Regions from separate parts of the Homo sapiens genome. Here region 1 is linked to region 2. Evidence: chromatin loops called from intact Hi-C (ENCODE). Cell type or tissue: IMR-90. All regions are shown on one strand. Links, peaks and the distances in the headings refer to the core of each region. The heading gives the core; the rest is flanking DNA. Region 1 has its middle 54 kb from the start of BRMS1L. Region 2 has its middle 54 kb from the start of MBIP.

What was found. Hi-C counts contacts between places; a loop is a spot of excess contacts. Peaks named below come from ENCODE experiments on the same cell type or tissue, not always from the same donor. Only the 100,000 strongest peaks of a DNase experiment are listed, where the experiment ranks them.
Region 1: a loop joins it to region 2, with 13 times the contacts of the local background. A loop is called at or near these places in 43 of 110 quality-filtered maps.

The regions. Positions count from the first base shown.
Region 1 is chr14:35,878,538-35,881,463 of GRCh38, forward strand. It overlaps the pseudogene EWSR1P2. Among named protein-coding and RNA genes, the nearest start is that of BRMS1L, 54 kb to the left of the region's middle. In IMR-90, for the core only: a CTCF peak has its summit at 1,294 (motif pointing right); a DNase peak (open chromatin) is centred at 494; H3K27ac peaks cover 441 bases.
Region 2 is chr14:36,372,992-36,375,917 of GRCh38, forward strand. No RefSeq gene overlaps it. Among named protein-coding and RNA genes, the nearest start is that of MBIP, 54 kb to the left of the region's middle. In IMR-90, for the core only: a CTCF peak has its summit at 1,241 (motif pointing left); a DNase peak (open chromatin) is centred at 1,210.

The sequences.
Region 1 (2,926 bases), core at 185-2,684, 490 kb before region 2:
TCTCTTAAACTATAACTGCAGGAAAAAGTATCAGTCTCCCTCTTATGTTGGAACTGGGACAATAAAGTTTGGAAATTATAGGCAATGACATTTCCTGCCCTGTGGAGACAGCTGAGGAGATGAGAGGTGGATGGGGAGTTTCTTGGCATTTAGCCTCGTGCTATGAGCTGACTCATAGTCCATCTGCACTCCGGTCTTCCTTGTGTTATGTGGGTCTTCTAATAAATTCCCCTTTTTCCAAACGATTTTGAGCTGGATTTCACACCCTTGCAACATTTATGATGCATCCTTAGAGCTTCATATTCTGTTGATATCCACTTTGAAAATCATCACAAACTTTTATAATTTCAGCACAAAGTCAAGGAATTAAAAAAAAAAGGTATTCATGGAATTACAAATATATGCATGAGAAAGAGAAAAGCAGTCCCTGACAACTAGGAACTGCGTGATAGGCCTTGGTGTTCTGTTGAACATAAACAATCTCACGGAACACCAACATCACGGCCACTCTGTGACCGTGAGGAAGTGGGGTCAACGCCCACCCCAACAACATCTTGTCTAAATATAGACAAAAACAAAGTCAGTCTGCAAACCACAAAAAATGTGGAACATTCCCCTATTCTGGCTAATGTGAATGACTTCTGCTTCTTTACCAATTATAGCATTAGCCTCACTTCATTCCACCTGCTTTATAAGTAAAACTCATTAAGATACTAAATTATGGGATTGCCCCCACTTCCTGACAGCATTTTATCCAGAGCAAAGCCCACTTCCTCAAACCCTACCAAAAATCTCCCAATAAAAGCCCAAATCCTATAAGTCCCTTTTAACACCTTCTTACTCAGACATCCACAGTTCCCTATGGTGTGGTTTCTCCCTCCCTGAAATGAGCAAGAAACCCAACTTGTGCAACTGCCGGTGTGTTCCTGGTGGCCTTTGGCTGGAAGGCATTGACACGTGGAACATTTAAAACAGTTTGCTGTAATAGTTTTTTTTTTTTAACTAGATTTAGACAATGATACAAAGTACATTCTGGACACAGATCTGGGAACTTCTAGTATATAATTATAATGGCTGATAAAAAACAGACTTTAATTTTCAATTACACATTATTGAAAGAATCACAAAAGACAAAAAGACAAGGCGAAAGGCATTTCCTGAATGCATTTTGTACTGCAATCTAAATTAGATAGTAGTACTTTGCTTCTAAAGCCAGAAAATAATATTAATATTTCTACTATATTAACCAGGGACTATCATCTGGAAATGTAAAAGCTACAGTCCCAGTGCATTTTCATTAAAACCTGAAGGTGGCAGTAAATTCCTACAAGACTTAGGTGCCTAGGTTAGAATTTGTATTTTTCCTCCTAATTATTCAAAATGGTATAGTGAGACTTCAGTTGTATTTAATCCTGTTGCATACTAATTAAGAGATGTTTAGGAAGAAGATAAAGCTCTACACAAGGATTATATTATTATTACTCTTTATTAGCTGAAAAAAATTCACCATGTAAAGGGCTTAGGGACATTGCAACTGGTTATATGCTTTAGAGTTACTGTAGAAACAAAGTATGTAATTAAACAAAAGGGAACATGAGAGCTTGTAATACAGATCAAAGTGCTCTGAAGGGATGTGGCAGTAAATATAATCATCCATCAGTATCCTCAGGGGATTGGTTCCAGGATCCCTGCAAATACCAAAATCTACAGATGCTCAAGTCCCTTATATAATATGGTTATTTGCATATAACCTATGCACATCATCCTTTAATTCATCTCTAGATTACTTGTAATTCTCAATATGATGTTGTGTAAATACTTGTTATACTGTATTGTTTAGGAAATAATGACAAGAAAAAAAGGACTGTACATGTTCAGTACAGATGAAACTATTCTTTTTTTCTGAATATTTTCCATCTGTGGTTGGTTGAACCTAGCTGATGTGAAACCTACAGATATGGAGGACTAACTGCATAGTTTATATTTATCTATTAAATAATAACCATGTTGTAGATTTTTGCCCCACATTTCTCCCAATTTTGTCCTCAAAATTCTTAAAATAGAATTTTGTATGGTTGTGTTTTTACCTAATTATCTACTATAATCAATATAATCTCTGGAATATTATTAATCAGGGAAGGCTTAACTGATAATTTAATATAGACAATTTACAAATAGCAAGTTAATATTCATACTGGAAAATGAGTTACTTTGTTGATCTTTTATATAAAGATCTAGAACTAGATTGTTTCATAGTTTCTTTTCTTAGAGAGTAAACATTATCATTGGTCCACTGAATTATATCCAAAGTTATAGTAATGTTTTAATGACCTCAATATATAGGCATGAGATTATTAGAACTTTGAAAATTGGGAAGAATAGGATTTCTGTAATCTTTTTAGATAAAAGTTAAATGGGAGCGAGAAGGAGACGGATGTTGAGAGAACGAGGAGGAAGGAGAGAAAATGGCGTCAACGGATTACAGTATCTATAGCCAAGCTGCAGTGCAGCAGGGCTACAGTGCTTACGCTGCCCAGCCTGCTCAAGGATATGCACAGACCACCCAGGCATATGGGCAACAAAGCTATGGAACCTATGGACAGCCCACTGATGTCAGCTATACCCAGGCTCAGACCACTGCAACCTATGGGCTATGCAACTTCTTATGGACAGCCTCCCACTGGTTATGCTACTCCAACTGCCCCCCAGGCATACAGCCAGCCTGTCCAGGGGTGTGGCACTGGTGCTTATGATACCACCACTGCTACAGTCACCACCACCCAGGCCTCCAAGCTGCTCAGTCTGCATATGGCACTCAGCCTGCTTACCCAGCCTATGGGCAGCAGCCAGCAGCCACTGCACCTACAAGACCATAGGATGGTAACAAGCCCATTGAGACTAGTCAACCTCAATCTAGCACAGGGGT
Region 2 (2,926 bases), core at 97-2,596:
ATTAAATAGAACATTGTTGGCATTTTCTTCCAAGAAAAAATTGCTACATAACTAGATATGTCAACTAACAAAGATGGAGATAACAGAACATAAGGTGATATGGTTTGGGTCTGTGTCCCCATCCAAATCTCATATTGAATTGTAATCCCTAGTGTTGGATGTGGAGCCTGGTGGGAGGCGATTAAATCATGGGAGTGGTTTCTAATGGTTTATCACCATCTCCCTAGTGCTGTCTTGTGATAGAGTTCTCAAGAGATCTGGTAGTTCAAAAGTGTGTGGCACCTTCCCCTCCCCTCTCTCTCTCCCTCTCTGCCATGTGAAGAAGGTGCTCACTTACACTTTGCCTTCTGCCATGAGTGTAAGTTTCCTGAGGCCTCCCCAGCCATGCTTCCTGTACAGCCTTTGGAACTGTGAGTCAATTAAACCTTTTCTTCATAAATTAAAAAAAAAGAAAGAAAGAAAATTTAATGACAGTCTAGGCTCCCCATTAGTGAGACATGTCCTCAGTGAAGTAAGTGCAACTTGTAACAACAATAATTCATCTTCCTAGACTCCATAAAGGAAAGAACATTGCTTTTAGCTTGGTTTTGACCTTCACCTTTAGGGACCACCACTACCATCAGCCCCTGCCATCATTATGCCAAGAAACATTTTCCTCTTACAACTGAGACCTCACAGCTTTACAGAAGCACCAAGTTAAGCTTGTTGAAAGAATGGGTACTAGTTCACATAGAGTAGCTCCGATGAGATCCTTGTGACTCTAGAGATCCTTCTGGTGGAGGTGAAGAGAAAGTTTTGCCAGTTCATACAGCTACAAGTTGAATAATTTATCTTTCAAGTATTTAAGTTTGGTTTGCCTTTTTGCGGGGAGGGGAGTAGAGTTTAAAAAAAAAAAACAAAAGAAAATACAAACAAACAAAAACCCGCAAAACAAATACCTCTGAGCCAAAAATGAACTTCTGTGATTCTGCAAAAAGTCCTGGAGTAGGCTCAGGTATCTCCCCATGGCCTCTGCAACCATGCCCAGCTGAAACAATAGGCAAGAGAAGCTCGTATTAGTTTTGATCAAGAAGCCATGAGCTGGAGATATGATCTGGTTCAACAGCATGCACAATCACATGGCGTCCCAGTGGCACTTGTCAGACACACCCCCGGTTTCCAGTCTGCCTTTCATTAAGTGTGAAGCCCAAAGCCTCTCTGAGCATGTGCAAGGCAACAGATTTATGCTGCCCTCTGCTGGTGAGCAGCTCTACTGCAAATCTTTTACAAGGAGGACTGAGCCTGGGCTGGTTGACTTCTTCCCTTCTCCCAGCCCCACCTCCTAGTAGACTCAAAGATAAATAACCCTGCTAGACTTAGAAGTTGAGTTCTGAGTGGGGCTGAGGTGAGAGTAGAGTGGTGGAGAATATAGATCAGGAGAAGTAGAAAGACCACAAACCAGGGATGTGTCACTATTAGAATCCAATATAGCCTAGGGGGCTCATCTGTGTATTTGCTTTGTTGGGGGAAATTTTCATTCGAACTCTCTCATGACATTTGAGTTACTTAGTACTGAATGCATTTTGTGATGTATTCAGAAAATGCATTTCACTAATGTTTCCCTAATTCATGGGGGCTGCTGTTTTACCAGTCACCATGATCCTTAATCAGTGGAGTTGTATAGCATGTAGTCTGTAAAAGTGCTTAATAAAAATCATTTAATTCTAAATTACATGAGTGCACTTAACCCTAAAGATATTAAAACTGATTGTTTGATGTATTGCCATGAGTAGGTAGAAATTCAAAAATAAAAGCTTCCTGCACTTAAATCAAAGAGCACCAAGCTCATAGTCACTCGGTACAAGCACATGCATCAGTGTCATGAAGCTGGGCTATGATAAACTAACCCATTTTGGGCTTTTAAACTGTAAATATGAAGTACTTGAACTTGATCAGAGATGAGATACATAAGTGAGTTTTTCTGAGCAAAGTACTGTGTGTGACCTGATAGCTTGCTAAAAGCCTGTGGAGATCACCTGCCACTTATTTGCAGACTTGGTGAGGGTGGCAGTGGGGCTAGCTGCTGATGTTTGGCAGGGTTAATGTGCACTGCTAGCCTAGACTCTAGGCTAGAGGCAGGCCTAGTGTGAGCAAATAGGAGAGAGGGGATTTTCATTGACTGAATTGTTATCCTTGGGTTCTCATTGTAGCTACATTCACACTTGCTTAACTTGCTCAGTACAGCCCTCAACACGATGCCATGTCCATGAGGAAACTTAAATCAGTCTTGATTATGGATCACAATAAATTTTGGAGGGATATGTCTGTTAAATTTGAGGAAATCTCAATAATTTCCATGGTTTAATGAGTGTGGTAAGAAAGATTATAAAATGCATACAATCTCTCATTCTCTCTCTCTCTTTCTCTTTCTGTTCTAGATATTAAGTATGCTTACACTGAAGCATTGAAGTTTTTTTCACAGTTAAGAGACTAGCTTTCTGGGTTTTTTAAATAAAAGCCTTCTTCTAAGTGGTTAACCATAGATGAAAAGAAAAGGAGTATCTTCTTTTCTCCTTCCCTCCATGTTAGCAATGCTTTATGTTTGACTTTCAAGGCTTCTGTGAATCCTTGAAAGAAAGGCGGAGATTTCTAGAAATATCAGGGACAATATATGGATCCCATACATCCCATTGAGAACCAAGCACAGAGTTGGCTAATAAAGTAGCCATTGTGAGTTATCTATGCAGTACCTGTTGAGTGCACTATAATATGGCAGGTAGTAATGGAAGGCATCAATAAAGAAATAGAAAATAAGATACTATATTTTTGGAGAATGCACTCTAACAGGTCTAATTCTGCTAGAAAACAAACACTCTGTTAAATTATCCTATAAGTACATTACTTTTATTACTCAACTGACTATCTAAGGCAGTTTCTTTGGAAACAG